Linked DNA regions of Homo sapiens: region 1 is linked to region 2. Evidence: chromatin loops called from intact Hi-C (ENCODE). Cell type or tissue: PC-3. All regions are shown on one strand. Each heading gives the region's core, and the rest is flanking DNA. Links, peaks and the distances in the headings are about the cores only.

The links. Peaks named below come from ENCODE experiments on the same cell type or tissue, not always from the same donor. Only the 100,000 strongest peaks of a DNase experiment are listed, where the experiment ranks them.
Region 1: it touches region 2 in a loop (3-fold over the local background); 5 of 110 quality-filtered maps call a loop at or near these places.

The regions. Positions count from the first base shown.
Region 1 is chr5:84,432,472-84,441,924 of GRCh38, reverse strand. No RefSeq gene overlaps it. Among named protein-coding and RNA genes, the nearest start is that of EDIL3, 52 kb to the right of the region's middle. In PC-3, for the core only: no CTCF peak of the experiment used is centred there; a DNase peak (open chromatin) is centred at 4,104; H3K27ac peaks cover 1,396 bases.
Region 2 is chr5:84,284,275-84,293,727 of GRCh38, reverse strand. The region is part of intron 1 of EDIL3 (EGF like repeats and discoidin domains 3); the gene reads left to right. Among named protein-coding and RNA genes, the nearest start is that of EDIL3-DT, 93 kb to the left of the region's middle. In PC-3, for the core only: no CTCF peak of the experiment used is centred there; a DNase peak (open chromatin) is centred at 5,567; H3K4me3 peaks cover 248 bases; H3K27ac peaks cover 1,303 bases.

The DNA of each region.
Region 1 (9,453 bases), core at 1,853-6,852, 150 kb before region 2:
TCAAATTGCAAATATTCCCCTCAACTCCTAGTGTACTGAGAGTTTTTAATCACAAATGAGTGTTGGGTTTTGTCAAAAGTTTTTATGTATCTATTGAAGTGTATAATTTTTATTCATTAGCTTGTTATTGTGATGGAATATCTTAATAATTTTTTAAAATGTTGAATCAGCATTGCATGCCTGGAATAAATCCCACTTTGTCATAGTATATAATGCTTTGCATACATTATTGAACTTGATTTGCAAATATTTGGTTAAAGTTCTTAAAAACTCTCTTGATGAGAATATTGGTCTGTAGTTTCCCTTTCTTGTAATATTTTGTTGGATTTTGGTATTAAGGTAATGCTGGCCTCACTGAATGAATTAGAAGGTGTTCTCTGCTCTCCATAAATGTTTACAGAATTTATCAGTGAACCATGTGGGCCTGGTGGTTTGGGATTTTTTGTAAGATTATTAATTATTTTTTAATTCCTTCTTAGATATAGGTCTATTCTTATTATCTGTCTCCTTATGTGAGTTTTGGTAGTTTATGTCTTTCAATGAATTAACCCATTTCATCTAGGTTATCAAATTTATAGACATAGAGTTTTTCATAACATCAACCCCCAAGGACCTTGAAAGGATTATAATGATGACTCCTCTTTCATTTCTGATAGTAGTAAATTGTATCTTCCCTTTTTATTTTGTCTTGGTTATCCTGGCAAGAGTTTTATCAATTGTATTTATTTTTTCAATGAATCAGCTTTTTGTTTTATGGATTTTCTTTATGGATTTTTTGTCTTCAATGTCAAGTTATACACTATTTTCTCCTTCTTTTATTCTGCTTCCTTTAGAATTATGTTTCTCTTATTACAGGTTTAAGGTGGAGGCTTAGATTAATGAGGCTTAGATCTTCATTTCTAATATATGAATTCAATGTTATTAATTTCCTGCTTAGCACTGCTTTTACTAAGTCCTACAAATTTTGATAAGTGGCATTTTAATTTTTATTTAATTGACAGTATTTTAAAATTTCTCTTGAGACTTCTTCTTTGATCTTATTTTTTAATTCACTCTGACAGTCTTTATTTTTTAATTGGTGTATTTTGACCATTTATGTTTATAGTGATTACTAGTGTACATAGTTGAATTAATATTTATCATGTTTGCAACAATTTTTTATTCTTTGTCATTTTTCTTGAATTTTTTACAGCTCCTTTTTCCTCCTTCTTTAGTTTTAATTGGGTAGTTTATATGATTCCATCTCATCTCCTCTCAGCATTTCCACCATACATTTTTAAATTGTTTTAGTGCTGACCCTAAGGTTTACAACATACATTTATGATTATTCTAAATCCACTTTCAAATAACACTATACCAATTCCTGAGTAGTGCAGATACCATATAGCAGAGTATTTTCAATTCCTTCTTGCTGTTTCTTAATTTCACTTATCCACACACTGTAATCACTCCATATATTATTGCTATAATTACTTTGAACAAACATTATCTATTTGGTTAATTATGAATCATAAAAATACATCATTTTATTTTATCTTCATACATTTCTTCTCTGATGCTCTTCCTTAATGTAGATCTCAGTTTATGACACATATTATTTTTCTTCTCTTTAAATAATTTCTTTTAAAATTTTTTGCAAAGTATGTCTACTTGTGACAAATTATCTCATTTTCTTTGTCTCAGAAAGTCTTTATTTCTCTGTGACTTATGAAGGGTAATTTCACTGGAGACAGATTTCTAGATGTTTGCAGCAGTTGTAGGTCCAAGAGACTTCAGTTTTCTCAAGTTTCCTCGTTTTGTTTACTTTAGTTTTTTCCATCTTCCTATCTTTGGATTTCCTAAGAATGACTTCTTTAATAGAATCTGCCTTCAGGTTCTCTCAGTTGTAATTCACTGTTGTTATTCTAGAGCTGTATTAATGTGCCAGTAAGATATTGAGGAGGGAAGCATTCTATAAACTTATGATTAAATCTTTCTTTTAGTGGCCAAAATCCCCCTTCTGTGACCTTCAGAAGTGCTTCTTAGACTTTTTTGCTCTTTACCTTATGAAAGACAAGAAGGCTAGAGGGTACTGGAGTTGGGTACTTGTCCCTTCCTCAGATTTCACAAGGCTCTGGTAAAGTAGTTTCCCTTGAAGGATGGGCCTTTGTTACAGAGAATAATCCAAGTTTATTTCAGTATAGTCACTTTTCACCTGAGCATTTTCGAAATGACTATTTCCCTCTAGACTACATAATCTGAACATAACTTTTATATGCACTGGGAAACAAAAAATTTATGTGAATCACTTTATTATGATATTTGTTTTCTTAAGGTGATCTGGAACAAAATTCACAATATTTCTAAGGTATGCCTGTTTAGTTGTGTCTCAGGGGATAGGGAGAGCTGAGAAGGAGAGAAATGAGTGAATAGCTGTTCAGTTGAGCAAATCAGAACACACACAGCACTTACCAATTACATATGCCTCCTTATATGGGTGTGAGTCGTGGTGGCCCAATACAATTACATTGGTAACATCAAAGATCATTGATCACAGAGCACCATGACAGACATGATACTAATAAAAAAGTTCCTGGAGGAAATTAAAAATGCTACTTCAGTAAACAAAGGAATGGTAAAAGAGTGAAACAGCCTTATTACTGATATGGAGAAAGTGTTAGCTGTCTGGATAGATCAAACCAGTCACAATATACCCTTAAACCAAACCCTAATTCAGAACAATGGTCTAACTCTCTTCAATTATATGAAGGCTGAGAGAGGTAAGGAAGCTGCAGAAGAAAAGTTTGAAGCTAGCAGAGGATGGTCCCTGAGGTTTAAGGAAAGAAGCCATATCCATAACTAAAAAGGCAAAGTGAAACAGTAAGTGCTAATATATAAGCTGTAGGAAGTTGTACAGAAGATCTAAGATCATTGATAAGGGTGGCTACGCTAAACAACAGATATTTCAGTGTAGACCAAACAGCCTTATATTGGAAGAAGATGCCATCTAGGGCTTTCACTGGTCACCCAAGAGCTCCAATGGAGATGTACAAGGACATGAATGTTTTCATACCCGCTAACACAACATCCAACATCCACTCTGTAGCCCTTGGATCAAGGAACCACTTCAGATTGGAGTCTTATTATTTAAGAAATACATTTTGTAAGGCTATAGCTGCCTTAGACAGTGATTTATCTGATGGAACTGGGCAAAGGAAATTGAAAACCTTCAGGAAAGGAGTCACCATTCTAGATACCACTAAGACCATTCTGGAGTCATGGTAGGAGGTTAAAATATCAACATTATCAGGAGTTTGAAAGAAGTTGATGCCAACCCTCATGAGTAACTTTGAGGAGTTCAAGACCTTCGGTGGAGGACATAACTGCAGATGTGATGAAAATAGCAAGAGAAAAAGAATTAGAAGTGGAGCTTACTGATGTGACTTAACTGCTGCAATCTGATTATAAAACTGGAATGGGTGAGGATTTGCATCTTGGAGATTAACAAAGATAGTGGTTTCTTGATGTGGAATCCACTCCTGGTAAAGATGCTGTGAGCATTGTTGAAATGACAACAAAGAGAATATTATATAATATTACATAATCTCAGAATACTACATAATATTAGAATATTACATAAAAGTTGGTAAAGGCAGCAGCAGGGTTTGAGAGCACTGACTCCAATTTTGAAAGAAATTATACTATGAGTAAAATGCTATCAAATAGCATTTCATGCCACAGAGAAATCATGCATGAAAGCATGAGTCAATCAATGCGGCAAATTTCATTGTTGTCTTATTTTTAAAACCACCACAACCACCCCAATCTTCACCATACACCACTCTGATCAGTCAGCAGCCATCAATATTGAGCAAGACCCTCCAGCAGCAAAAAGATTAAGGCTCACTGAGGGTTCTGATGATGATAAGCATTTCTAAGCAATAAAGTATTTTTAAATTAAGATATGCTCATTTTTTTTACCATAATGCTGTTGCACACTTAATAGACTACATTATAGTGTGAACATAACTTTTATATGTGTAGGGAAACCAAAATATTCATATGAGTCACCTTATTATGATATTCACTTTATTGTGGGTGGTCTGGAATCAAACCCACAATATCTCTGAGTCATGCTTGTAGTTAGTTACTGACTCTAACAGTTTATGATTCACATCAGTTGACCTGGGCTGTGCCTCTCTGTATTTAACTCTCTCTTCAGATTTTGGTATGGCCATTTGCCCCGTGACCTCAATTTTCTAATGAACCTAAGAAAAATTGTTGGTTTTCAGTTTGTACAACTGTTTTTTTTTTTTTTTTCTTTTGAGGATAGGATTGATAATCTCCAAACTTTGCTGAAACCTGAAGTGTTTCAAAAAATCTGAAGTCTTTATAATATATTTGAAAGTATTAAAATTATGTGCATACCAGTATTTAAAGAAAGAACTACAAATATATGCAGAAAAAATTTGTCTAGCTCATGCTTATTTTTAAATCAAAAATATATATTTTTTATTTTTAAAAAACATTGGAAAAATTTTTAGTGTTTCTCAAAATGTATATTTCTTCCACTTTTTAGGTCTATAAATGTTTATCAGTGAAACCTAAACATTTTTGTAAAAAGTTTTAGCCTGTTAAAAGATAGGTTTTTACTCATTTTTGGAACAGTTAATAACCTTTATATTAAAGTCTGTGGTCTCTTCAGTAGCCAAGGACATTTTACAGTGAAATAATTTTCTGGTTTCTGTATAAAAGAACTAAGAAGTCCTTGAAATGAAGTATTTTCATTTTTGTCTTCATGCAACTTACCCTGTCTGGATCTTTTTACATAGTCCTGGCTCACAGGTTTCCTTTCCTTTCATTACAGTTATTTGCATGTCTGACTAATCTGTAGCCTTATAAGCCTTTGGAGGTACAGAAGAAAGGACTTTATCATCAATGTCTCACTCATACACCGAGCATAAGCTTTTTGCCATAAACATAGAATCTTGAAATCTTAGATCATGCAAAAACAATTTTCTCTTCATTTTCCAGGGAGAAAATTAAAATAGAGCATAATCAAATTGATTAAATATATTAAATAAGCAAAATGGCAAGAACAATGGTGAAAGAATAAGTGTACTTTCCACTCACTCCCTACTGAAGCCATCATATTCTATATATTATACTTAAATTGCCATATTTATGAATTATTGAGTAATTCTCTTAATTGATTCCAGACTCAGAAAATAAAAAAGAAGTATTATTTTTTGACTTCTAAATTCTCAGCAGTGAATAACATCTGAGATAACAGGAGTCAGTTCACAGATGGGTAATTTCTTAAATAAATATATTTTATATTAATCGCTCTTGGGAAGATGTAATGCTACAGAAAGTGTTATTTTGGTTATTTAATTTAAAGATAAATTTATATAGGCCACTGTCTTAGCCCATTATAGCTTCTGTAACAAAATACTATAAACTGAGTAGCATATAAACAACAGACATTTATTTGGCACTGCTCTGTATCAAGGGAACCAGCCCCTAATATTTCAATGTAGGTTCTTTTCTATTTTCCCTAAGTGTCGGCCAGTCTGAGAAATAAAGAGAAAGAGTACAAAGAGAGAAATTTTACAGCTGGGCCTCCGGGGGTGACATCACATATTGGTAGGACCGTGATGCTGACTCCAAGCTGCAAAACCAGCAAGTTTTTATTAGGAGTTTTAAAAGCGGGGGAAGGTTTACCAACAGGGAGTAGGTCACAAGGATCACATGCTTCAAAGGGCAATAAAGATTACAAGGTGAAGGCAAAATTAGAATTACTGATGAGGGTCTATGTCCCGTTGTGTACGCATTGTCTTGATAAACATCTTAACAGGAGACAGGGTTCAAGAGCAGACAACCGGTCTGACTAGAATTTACCAGGCTGGAATTTCCCAATCCTAGCAAGCCTGAGGGTACTGCAGGAGACCAGGGCGTATTTCAGTCCTTATCTCAACCACATAAGATAGACACCTCCAGAGCAGCCCTCTATAGACCTACCCACAGGAATGCATTCCTTCCCTAGGGTTATTCCTTGCTGGGAAAAGAATTCAGCGATATTTCTTCTACTCACACATCTGTCTATAGGCTTTCTGCAAGAAGAAAAATATGGCTCTATTCTGCCCAACCCTGCAGGCAGTCAGACCTTAAGGTTATCTTCCCTTGTTCCCTGAAAAATCACTGTTATTCTGTTCTTTTTCAGGGTACACTGATTTCAAACACATATGTTTTACAATCCATTTGTACAATAGTGGTCCTGAGGTGATGTACATTCTCAGCTTACGAAGATAACAGGATTAAGAGATTAAAGTAAAGACAAGCATAAGAAATTATAAGAGTGTTAATTCGGGAAGAAGTGATAAATGTCCATGAAATCTTCACAGTTTATGTTCAGAGAATGCAGTAAAGAGAGGTGTAAGAAATTATAAAAGTATTAATTTTGGGAACTGATAAATGTCCATGAAATCTTCACAATTTATGTTCTTCTGCCTCGGCTCCAGCCGGTCCCTCTGTTCAGGGTCCCTGACTTCCCGCAACAGTTCTGGAGGCTAGGAAGTCCAAGATTAACGTGCCAGCAGATTTGGTGTCTGATGAGGGTCTGCTTCTTGGTTTGTAAATATCCATCTTCTCACTGCATGCTCACACAGTAGAAAGCACACAGCAGCTCTCTAGGACTTCTTTTATAAGGCCAATAATTCCATTCATTAGGGGTCTGCCTTCTTGGCCTAACTACCTCTCAACAACCCCAACTCCTAATACCATCACATTGATGATTAGATTTCAACATATGAATTTGGGGGAACAAAAACATTCAGAATATAACAGTAATCAAGTTATTGCCATTAAAATATTTGGTATATAGCTTTATTGACATTATTGGCTTTATATCTCCAAATTGTTCAGGCTATAGTATTGATGTTTCCTCTTTTGAATTGACCATAGGATTCAATGAGAAAGAAGCCACTACATCTGAAGTGACAGCACTGGTGGAAAAGGAGCAGAATGGGGAAAACCCTCTTTCTGATTCTTTGTGCAATCTGTTACCATTACATTGTTTAGGCCTTCACATAAATGTTGCCTCATAAGAGAAGCTGGCTCCAATAATATAACATAAAGTAGACTTCCAGTTTCTATATCTAACTGTTGAATTGTTACTGATGCTTCATAAATCCTGACTGATAATTTTGAACCCTAATACAATTCTTTAGAAGGTAAAACTCACTGACTTTGTGTTGGTTTGAAATTATAGAAAATATTGGGTACTTAATGAGTATTAGTCCTGTAAGAATGTTCTCCTTCCTTCTTCTGTACAATATATTCAGTTTCAGTACTAGTTCTTGGTGCTAGACAAAAAAGACCAAGACAGACAAAATTCTTGATTGCATAAAGCTTACATTATAAAAACGTGACTGAAACCTAACAACAAAAAATGATTTTTGGATAAGCAGAACGAGTACAGGGAGAAATGAGTAATTTAGGAATTTTTCCCCTTTCCCTTTGAAACATCTTCTCTATCCAATAAACACATATGGTACCAAGGTTAAAAGTCAGGTGTTGAGAGTTAGGGGTTTTTAATATCAACCCACATTATGGTAGACAAGAAATGAGACACATTATCCCCCCTACCTTTAGTTTCAATGCCAACTAACAAAGCATGTCCAAAGCATATGAAGAAGCAGAAATCCTAGGTGCAATCAAAGAGTTAGAAAATAATCATTTCTGAAATTCCTTCGAATTTGATGATTGACTATTGGACAGAGGTAAGTAGAAACCTGGAAAGTAAAAACTGACCACTTTCTTTTTACTTCATGGAAAAGGCACGAGAAATTTATGATGATGCCAAGCATCAAAAAATAGAAGATTTCCATATAAGTATATTTTTTATGTCAAAGAAAAATGAAACTACTTTAAAGTGAACATTTGACTGCATCCAAATGATATTTATGAGAAATCATAGTAATGTAATTTTAAAACTCATACTTTTAAAATCATTTATGTGCATTTAAGTAGCTTAAAATCCAATTATTTCCAAGTTAATTTTATGAATTTACCCATAATTTGGCCTTAAACATAACTAATTACAATATTTTCTAGACTTATAACTAGAGTTGAACCTCACGTATGGAGGATTATAGTCATTGCATAATTTATGAATAGTGATGCTGGCAAGCCTAGTTGTAGATATGTGAGGTCTCCCTCCAATAGAGATCCAGGGTCCATTGTCCAGTTTCCTAATCAGCTGTGGCATCAGCAATAGCAGCAGTAACTCCTACAACTTCCTAATTCCTGACTCATAATTATGGTGTTTCTTTCTCAAATCTACAGGGAGGTCAGGGGCAGAGACAGCAAAAACTAAAATAGGTTCTTATTCCAGTGTAACTCTAAGTACACTGATGGGATCTGAAGTAGTAGTTCTCATGATTGGACAGCTTTTCATTATTCTGGGAATCATTCTACATTTCAGCAGTGTTTCAAAAGATCCTATTCTGTTTTAAATATCTAAGAGTCTTTTGTTGCCTACACTGAACCTTGAACAGATAGCAATGGCAAAAAAAAAAAAACAAAAAACTCACTATTTTCTTTCAAATTTTTAAGTTATAGGAAAATAAATGTCATTTTCATAGACATTAAAATATTTGCTATATTGATAAGTATTGATAGGACATTTGAACATGAATGGATGTAGAAAAGATGCACAAATGTAGAGACAAAAGAAAAAAAGATGTATGTGATGTGAAAAGAAGTAAACTTTTATAAAACATACTAGAAAAAATTATTCTGCTAAAGCACACATTATAAATCAAGTCTCTGACATTATCTGCCAAAAATAGAAAGAAAAATACAATATACGCCCACATCATCCTTTTTAATAGATAAATGGCTTCCTATTTTGAGAAGTGAATATATCCTTCTCCTAAAAGAGTATTTTGAAAGCTTGAATTGCTTTTTTCTTTAACAAAAATACCAACCATCTAAAACTAAAAGTGGCCAAAAATATCTTTTCTTAGTAGTCCATTAGTACGTTTTCAGATATTAATTGTTCATATATTCTCAGCAACCCTTCATATGCTATAGATTATCAAGTGGATCACTCCTTCTTTAAGAGGTCAATTTAAGTATAACCTTTCTACATGTAAAGAAAACCTAGAGGATAAACTCAAATAATTAAACTGAATTATCAACCGGATACAACCACCAGAAAGAAAATATTGTGAATTATGTAGGGATAATCATTTAGGGCACAGCAGCCCCAAAATGTTATGTACAGAATGAGTTTACCAGCATGGCAAAGCAGGTGGTATATAGGTAGTCTCCACAAAGGCACTGTGCCATTTGATGTACGGGATGGCAGGTGACTGAGGATTTATTGTAGCCCAAGTACTTCTGATCTGGAGAATCAAGCAATTCTGACACAAAGAAAAATATGTTAGAGAACTAATCTGATAAGGAAAA
Region 2 (9,453 bases), core at 2,673-7,672:
CCCTCCCCCAGCCTCCCACAGCTGGCAAAGCAAAATACTGTATTTATTTTTATATTAATCACTTTCTTGCTTGTTTTACCACATTACAACCTGAAAATGTATCCCTAAATACTGTAGATTTGCCAGCTTTAATTTACCTTAATGTAGACATTTAACTGGGACACATGCGGATGGAACTTGACACGATTCATTTTTCCCTATGTTTGCCTCTACATGGGTAAGTCTACGCTTGAAAACAAGAGTTAGCAGAGCTACTCGCAGGTTAAGCTGTAGCACAGTGGTTAAGAGCACAGACTCCAAAGGCAGCAGCTTGGATTCAAACTGAGGCTGTGCCCCCAGTGTCTTTCAGGAAGTTATTCAACCTCTCTGCCATCTTACGTTACCCAACTTTAAAATTGGGTAATAATAGTGTTTATTCATAAGCTTTTTAGGAAAATTAAATTAATTAACTTTGTAAATTGCTCGTGTTTGTTAAAGAAATATATCAACGGCTTTGATTGTGTTGTTAGTGTGAGAAAACATTTTAAATGGTCCATTTTCAAGGCATGATAAATCTAAGTACTGGCAGCCAGGCTGCAAATGTAACAAACCACAGGGCTCTTGCACCTAGAAGGTCACAATAAGCAAACAGAATGTAGCGGAGGGGTCAGCCCATAAAAGGGAAGAAAGTTTCATTTTTGGGAAGTCGAAACTTAAGCAAGGAAGGGGATGGAGGTATAACCTTATAAGGGAGATAATGAAACTTTAGGCAACGTCTGGGAAGATTGTAACCCCATAGTACTCGACCAATGAGGAACTAGGGGAGGGACTTGCGTGCTAGGAGATAAATTACCTGTTGTGACTGCCCCAGATGTGCCTGCCTACCAGACACTCGATCTTGCAAGGCTGTTATTAAAAGTCTCACTTTCGCTGTTCTTTTTGCTTCTAAGTCCATCTTTGGGTTTGGGTGGGTGAGTGTGTTTCTCACATTAGCAATAACTCTGGGCTTATTCAATATACCCATGAGTTTCTGGTATCTGATAAATTCCTTAGTCTGTGAAATAAAGAAAAGTATATAGCATGAGAACCAAATATTTTAATGGTAGGATATATTCAAATCTTAAAAAAATAGGATATAATTATAGCATTACCACTTTTTATTTTCAAACATTAACAATAAACACTCATAATATCTCTTCTGCCATTGAGAGTTTGTATCATTGCTGTTGGTTGGATAATATGCTGCACAAATCTGTGCAATTCTCTGTCCTGTTTCTTCTGTGCACAGCTGAGAGAACTAAACAAAAGTGCATTTATAAAAAGTGAATGCTTTCCTGGCTCCGGGACACTATGTCTTATTCAGCATGAGATGGGTTCTGAAATTCTGAGTGCCTTTTAATATCTTATTCAGAAAACAACCTCTAAATTTTGAATGTCATAATTTTGTGATTTAAAAAAAATCATCAGTGTTATTGATATTTCCAATTATTGTTAGTAAGCAGGTATGAAAGAGAGTATGGTGTAAAAATATATCAAACCTGATGTGTTATTTGGCTGGAGCTGCAGTGACAAAGTACCACAGACAGGGTGGCTAAAAAAACAAAACAAACAAAAAAACAGAAATTTACTTTCACTGAATTTGTAATTGTAATTTTATTTAACTTTAAGTTAAATAAAATTTAACTTTAAGTTTATATAGCCACTTGTGGCTAGTGCTACTGTATTGGGCAGTAGAGATGTAGCACTGAGTTTTTTTTCTTTTTTAATGTATCTGGGTATATCAATGGCAAATGTGCTTTTATATGTTGGAGTTGGAGCTACAAAAATATAATTTGATGCTCTGTATATTGTCTGCTATACTTTTGTTAAAGTTATTACTTTCTATATATCCAGGGCCTGTAGGTATATATATATATATGTGTGTGTATATATATGTGTGTGTATATATATGTGTGTGTATATATCTGTATATGATATATAGATATATAGATATATAGATATATCTATATAGATAGATCTATATAGATATATAGATAGATCTACATAGATAGATATATAGATATATCTATATAGATAGATATATATATAGATATATAGATATAGATAGATATATACACACACATACATGATAATGAATGTTCTCACTTCCTGGTGGTTAGTCACCTATCTCTTATAATCTTTGTATCAATTTTTGTCTAAAATTCTATTCGGTTTGTTATTTACATTGCTTTTCTTTAAGTTAAATGTTTTGGCACACACACCGTCATATTATTTCCCACCTTTCAGGGTTGTTTTGTTTTTAGTGTACCTTTTTAAAAGGATATATACCTATATTTTCAAAAAATTCAATCTGATAACCTCTGTCTTAAAAAGTGCGATTGTTCCCTGATTCAAGTGTTCTTTATATTCAGGCAAACCGGTTGTGCATTCATGTGTGTGTAAATATAGCTAAAATAAAATTAAATGTCCTAATATCATTTGGCTGACATTCTCGTGCCGATCATGAAAATCAATTTAGTAAGGAGAAATGGTAAGCCTTAATTGATTTACCTGACTCTAAACCTATCAGCTCTTTTCTCACTTTAGTTTGGTTCAATTTGACAAGCAGCTACGAGTAACTTGCTTGATTCTGTCAACTAAACTCACTGTTGGGCAGGCACTACCTTGCATTTTTTTCTAGTACTACATATTGAAATTTTAAAGCAGGTTATCAAGGAGATTATAATGTGACCAACTTCTCTGGCTTAGTAGAGAATATTTTTAGTTTAAATGTTGCAGTGAGACTAAAGCTGAAATCACAAATGTTCAGTGGCATTCTGTTCAAGGGTTGAAACTGAGCCACTTGAAATGAAGTAGGGAAGGCAAAGCTCTACCTCTGCACTCTTAGGATCTTTGGCTAGGTTTGAGACTAGATTGACATAAGGCAGATTAATAGGAGAAAATCGTAGAGTTTATTTTACATGCACCTAGAAATCTCCACAAGAAAATGAAGACCGAAAGAAGTGGCAAAACCCAGATGTTTATACATTAGGTTGAACAAAGTCTGGTGATAGTGGATAAGTAACTAATATGTATGGGATAGCTAAGGAAGATAAAAATTATTTTTATAAGATCTGTTGGTACAGATACTTTTCAGCCTTGACTCACCATCTCTGGTAAGAAAAATATTTCTTTCTTCCTGGTACAGGGAGGAGAAAGAAGGTCAGACTCTTTTTTTCCTGCTATTTTTGAAATGCCTTATGCCAAAGTGGCTAATTTTGAGGTGGCATATTCTGCCAACGTTCGGTAGCACAGACACTCAGTATCTCAAGTATTAGAGATGACGTATGTCTAGATGGAATTTCCCAGGCACCAGAGTCTGAAATGGAGATTGATGTGCAAGAAGAGCTCTTAGAGGGAGTAAGGGCAGCAGCACTGGGAAGACGGGGAGGCTTACTGAGTGGTGGTTGTAAAAGAGCTCTCAGATAGTGTCATGGGGAGCTCTGAAGCTAGCATGGCTCTTCCACATTGTCTGGCATTGAGACAAGGGGGTTGTGCTTTTTCACCCCAGCATCAAGCAGTCCTTGGATATGGCTGTCCTCAGGGAAGACATGCAGATGAGGTAGTTTTATTGGGCAGGAGAATGAGTAGGGAGGTACTAACTTGTGAGCTTTCAGGATCCAACACTTGTGGCTGGGGAAATTAATGTTTTGTTCCTGAAGGAGGATCTGAGGGTCCCATTAAAGCATCCTCCACAATCTGTTACTTAGAAGTTAGGAAGTGTATGTGCTTAATTCTTTTCATTAGGCAGTGGGATATTAAAATGAAATTACTTAAGATTTATAGTCAGAATATGTCTGTGGAAGTATAGAACTAATTTATTAATGTTTTCATTTCATTAACATATTTTAGTGCTTAAACAATTTCTTAACTTAAAAGTTGGAAGTATCTGACCTTATTAGAAAAAACTTCAGTAAGCGTATTCATTTCTGATAAACAAATAATGTGAGAAAGAATACCCAGAGAGGTTAGTCAAAGGAATGGAAGGAGATAAATGAATGAATGCTATCAATAAGGAAAGTGTCCTAAGAATCAGATGTTAGTCATCTCAGTTGTTGACGGAAAGTCAGGTAGGATAAAGACCAAGGAATACCCACTAGATTCACAACCAAGGGGCTCTGGGTGTTCCTTTTTAGGTGAGGAATTGGGGACAGACTACAACTTGCAAGCAGTGAAGTGACTGAAGGAGTCATAAGGGAGGAAGTGTTTGTGATGATTTGAGCATTTATCAATGCTGAGCAGAAAGAGCTCGTTAAGAGAAAATGGAAATAATAAGAACTCAGAGGTAAAATCTCTCCTCATGGAGGAGCTGGGAAATAGTAAGTTCTGGGAAGAAGGCACAGTATATAAAACTCAAGCAGCTCTTTGTTACCCTGATTAAGCTGTTTTGCTAATTTAAGGGAAGGAAAAGTTAAACAAACACTCTTATTGTTATTGGGTGAGTTTAAGTAAGTTTATTTAGATAATGTCACGGAATGTTAAATGTGTAACATTATTAACACTAAAAAGCCAAACTCACATTGTAGACTTACTCTACTTATTTATTTGTTTGTTTGTTTATATATTCCCAGCTCCATTTAGAAATCTAGATGGAAACTATTGAATTTAGCAGTTCACCTAGAAATAACAAAAACAAAAACATTTTTTAAATGTGCCATTCTAGGATAAGACAGGTACAGTTACAATCCCCAAGCTTTGAGCTGCGTTTCTTAGCTCCACACTATACGTTGCTTTCATTTGTTCATTTATTTATTCAACTTTAATTCAACAAGTATTCTCGAGCACTTATTTTATGTAGACCTTGTTCTAAGTGATGGGTATAGGAGTAAAAAAAAAAAGTCTATTCTTGTGGGGATTCATTATAGTGGGGAAGAGAGACAATAAACAAGATATTTATGTAAAATGTGTAGTATGACATTTGGTGATCAGTGTTCCTAAGGAAGGCCAGGATTTGGGGTCAGGAAGACCTGCAATTTTAAGTTGAGTAGTCAGGGGAAAGCTTTCTGAGAAGATAATTTCTTAGTAAAGACTTAAGGAAGATGAGACTCTTGCTTGGAGCAAAAGCATTCCAAACAGAGGAAAGTGTTTAGATGGAAATATCCCGAGGTGACAGGACGATGTGAAGCCCTCTGAGTACAGTTGATATTTACTTGGTAGGTATTGGTCCAATCTTAGTAGGTGGATGTTAGCATGAATTTCAGTTGGTCAGGGCCTGCATTATACTCCCTGCTAAATTTTAGAATTTCATCATCACAATGAGAATTTTAACCAAAGGGGAAGCATAACCTGACATTTTTTAACAAAATCACTCTTGCTGCATGTTGAGAAGATAGTGAAAACATCAAAAATAAAAGCAAAGAAATGAGGTTATTGCAGTCACCCAGGCAAAAGAGGATTATGGATTGAACTCGGGTGTTAGAAGTGTAGGGGTGAGAAATGGTCACATTCTGGATGTATTTTAAAGGTAAAGGCAACATAAACTGCCCACAGAGAGGATGTGGGTATGAGAGAAAGTGATGAGTCATGAATGCCTCTAAGGGTTTTGGCCCAAGCCACTGGAAGAATGAAGTTGACGTTAACTGAGATGAGAAAGACAACGGGAAAAGTAGGTCTGGGGAAATTATCAGGAGTGTGGACATGTTAAATTTGAGATGCAGATTAGTCATCCAAGTGAGTTCGTGAGTATAAATCTGGGGTTTTTAGGGGATATAGCAAAAATGTTAGAGTCTTCAGTCTGTGGATGGTATTTAAAGCCAAGAAGACTATTTGAAGTTACAAAGGGAATGAGTATAGATAGAAAAGACAAGAGGTCCAGGGACTGAGCCCTGGAGCACTCTAAAATTAAGAGTTAGAGAGGAAGAGGAAGAGCCCGCTAAGAAGGAATGGCTAGAGAAGGAGGAGGGAAATCAAAGAAAATGTGTATTGGAAACCAAGTAAAGAAAATGTTTCACAGAGTAGACAGCATTCAACTCTGTCTAATGCTGCTCATTGGTCAAGTAAGAAGATGACTAAGATTTGACATTTGTATTTAGCAGCGTTTTTGATTTCAAGAATTCCCTTCATTTCCCCCTGTGATCTTGTAAAAAGCAGGCCTGTGCATGTGTCCTTCCATAGTACAGAAATTCTTGCATTTTAATCCCTAATGTTCATTAAGCTTGTGTAGTTTCATTAATTTCAAAATTCAACCTGAATTCCAAATTGTATTAGCAATCATTTTGACAGATATTTAAATGCTGATTTGATCTACAAATTTAATATTGCAAATTATTCAGAATCTGAAAAGCAATACTGTTGTTTTCTTCAATTTGTTCAACTCAGTCCTGCTGACGATGATCTGGAGATATGCTGCAGAGAAGACCAACACCTTTGGAAGAGAAATACCCACATCTTACTTTCTTAATAATAATAATTTCACATTTCTTATTACATCCAAAAATAAGCTCTCATTCTTGTATAAAGAATCCACATAGCACATTTTTCTTTAGAAATTAGATTACTATATATTCTTTATGAAAATAAGGCAAGTGGATAAATACAGCTTTAGCTCAATAGAACGTATGCATCTATTATACCATTCAACAATATTATATAAATAATCACCAACCCAGAGTCTCTGCATCTCCCATTATGTGGCTGTCTTCCTCTCTAATTGCCAGTGTTATTTTCTGGTTACAAGCATTTCAGGTAGAGGATTGTTTTTAGAAGAGCACCAATAGATTTTTATCTAAACCATGAAAGAGGTTTTTACCTACTAGACTTCTGCACTAGCATTGCTGAGATACTGTGTCTGGCCCAAAGACTGGGCACAATTCCAGAAGTTCAGCTTAAAACCTCAGTGGGGAGAGCAGGTACATACAGGCTGCCCCACTGGGAACCTTGAATGCTGAACAGCTGAGGATCAGCCTAATTGATTCCAACCTGAGGTGCAGAGCCTTATTTTATGAGGGCAAAAGAAAAACCATGAGAAATAATTGTATCCAAAACCTTCAGAAAGAACAAATAAACCCTGCATTATTCTATTTATTCTATTGCCCCATTTTACCTAATAAGTTATAAAGTATACAAAAAGTAAAATCATGGCTCCCTTATATAAAGACTCCAACTAAATATGTAATGTGGTCAAAGCCTGGCGAAAGTTTAACAAAATAAAAAAGCAAGCAAACGCAGAGTATATGCTAAATATATTGTCTTGATTCATAGTGTAACTGTCTACTGAATTCCTTCAGTATAGGCTTGATAAGACCTTAAGCACTGCATATCAGCCTGTACTGCAAGATTTATTGCTGAATAGTCTTTTTATACTTTAGAGAGTATTTTATTTATTTCATTTTCCATTAATAAATCTTCTGCTCTTTCACGTGGACATCTATGGCTTTTTCTTTTAAAATAACGACAGGCTCTATGACTCCCTACTCTCTTCCCTCTAAATATATAGAATGGGGAGAGTGTAGCAAGCTAAAGCACACATTGGTTTTTGTGAAAATGCATGCTATCACAAAATTAAAACATTTAAAAAATCCTTAACTGCAATCTACTGCCTATGCTATTCTCAGGAGAGTTTGGTGCAGAAAGCCAAAGCTCAGGAATATTTATGCAGCCTGACTACAGAGTTCACTGTAAGCCTAGAGCTAAAGCAAAAATTTAAAGATACAGGACAAGAGTTTCATCTTGGGTGAATCCATGAAAAAAATTCCCATGGAATTATATAGGTTGAGATTCTGGCCGCCAGCAATAATGTTCAAACAGGCAAAAGGAACTACACGTATAATATAATTTCAGTTCTGTGCTCTGCGTGTTTCCCCATTTCCATATAAAGCACTGGCACTGATATTAATCAGTGCCACTGGATCCCTCCTGCCACTGACAGAATAGTCACCATGACACTTTCTCTGTAAGAACTTTCTATCTGAGGCGTTCCACAGCCCATCCCTTCCCTTCATCAAATCCATGGCTAAAGCAGCCACTATCACTGAAAGTGCAGCAATGCATGCCAAGTGTGACCAAACATATTAGTAACTACATGTGAATTTATTTTCAGGAACCTAGAAGCCCAAGTCTGACATAAGATAATCTTTTTATTATGGTTTTCTTTCATGAATATATTTTGTCTCACTTAAGTATGAACAACATTAATTTTATAATATCCTACAGACAAAGTGTTTTGGTTTACTCATCTGGGCATTTATTGCATATCTATTGCTATTATACGTGCCAGACACCGTGCTACGCATGAGAATGCAAAACCCTCTAAGACATGGTTCCTGCTTTCTAACTAGTAATGCTTCTTAAATATGAGATACTGTAGCTCCCAACTGGCTTCAGATTAGCAAATCAATATGTAGGCAAAGTAGCATTTGAAGGCTAGATAAATATCATTCACACAAACATATGTAATATGGATTTGCATACACACCTATTTCTGTTGGAATTAGAAAATTTAAATGTACTTTACTTAATTAATGATAGCATTTTATCAGTAAGCTTTTCCTTAGAATCAATGAATATTAATAGTGCAATTCAGGTTATGTAAGTGTTCATGATTTTTTTGACACTTAAAAGGGGCCCACTTATTCAAGAACATTCAAATTTACTGTTATGCATATTTACGTATATGGTTCAAATATAATCATAGTGCTATTTAACACAGAATAACTTACACATGCCTTTAGAAACACTCTTGTAGGTACTGACTTCTTGTGACAGATGTTTGTTTTGTTTGTTAAACTAAACTTCAACCCATCACAGAGCATTCTCTGGTCACAGAATGTCACTGAAAATGATAGTTTTTATAGATTTTCCCCATTGTTTTCTGTATGCTGAATGTTACTTAACTACAAATAAAAAAAATGCATTTTAAGAAGTAATGGGATAGAATTTTCTTTTTTATACTGAAAACAAAGATAGCTTTCCAGCAGTTTGCTGCAGGGTCTATTTCCAAGTATGATCTTTGGTCTTTGAATTCCTCAGATCTTTTGTTTTTACTGCATCACTTTTAATTATGAGGTTAGGACAAAAGGATTTACAGATTTTTGGAAATTAACATTATCATTATTTCAAGCAGAAACATTACTTAGTCAAAAGCAACAAAAACAGAAAAGTAATCATGTAACCCTACCACTAGTTTCCTTGGAAATATCAATATCATGAGATTGATTATAACCAATTATTGCAGCCGAGATTTTTTGGACAGTGATGATGGCCTGTGTAGCATGCTAGGTGCTGGTGATAAAGTCAGGAAGAATGGGCCTTTGTCCTTAACAATTTCATGGTCTGGAGGCACAGGGGACCAGTAAATAGGACAAGTGCATGGGTATAGTAGCCATGCCGTAGGAGAAATGTCATGGGGCTTCTGGGAGGCATTGCTGCACCACTCATGAGTGCCAAAGAAGACAACTGGGACTTGGAAAGGTCACTTCACAATGAAGAGATAAAGAC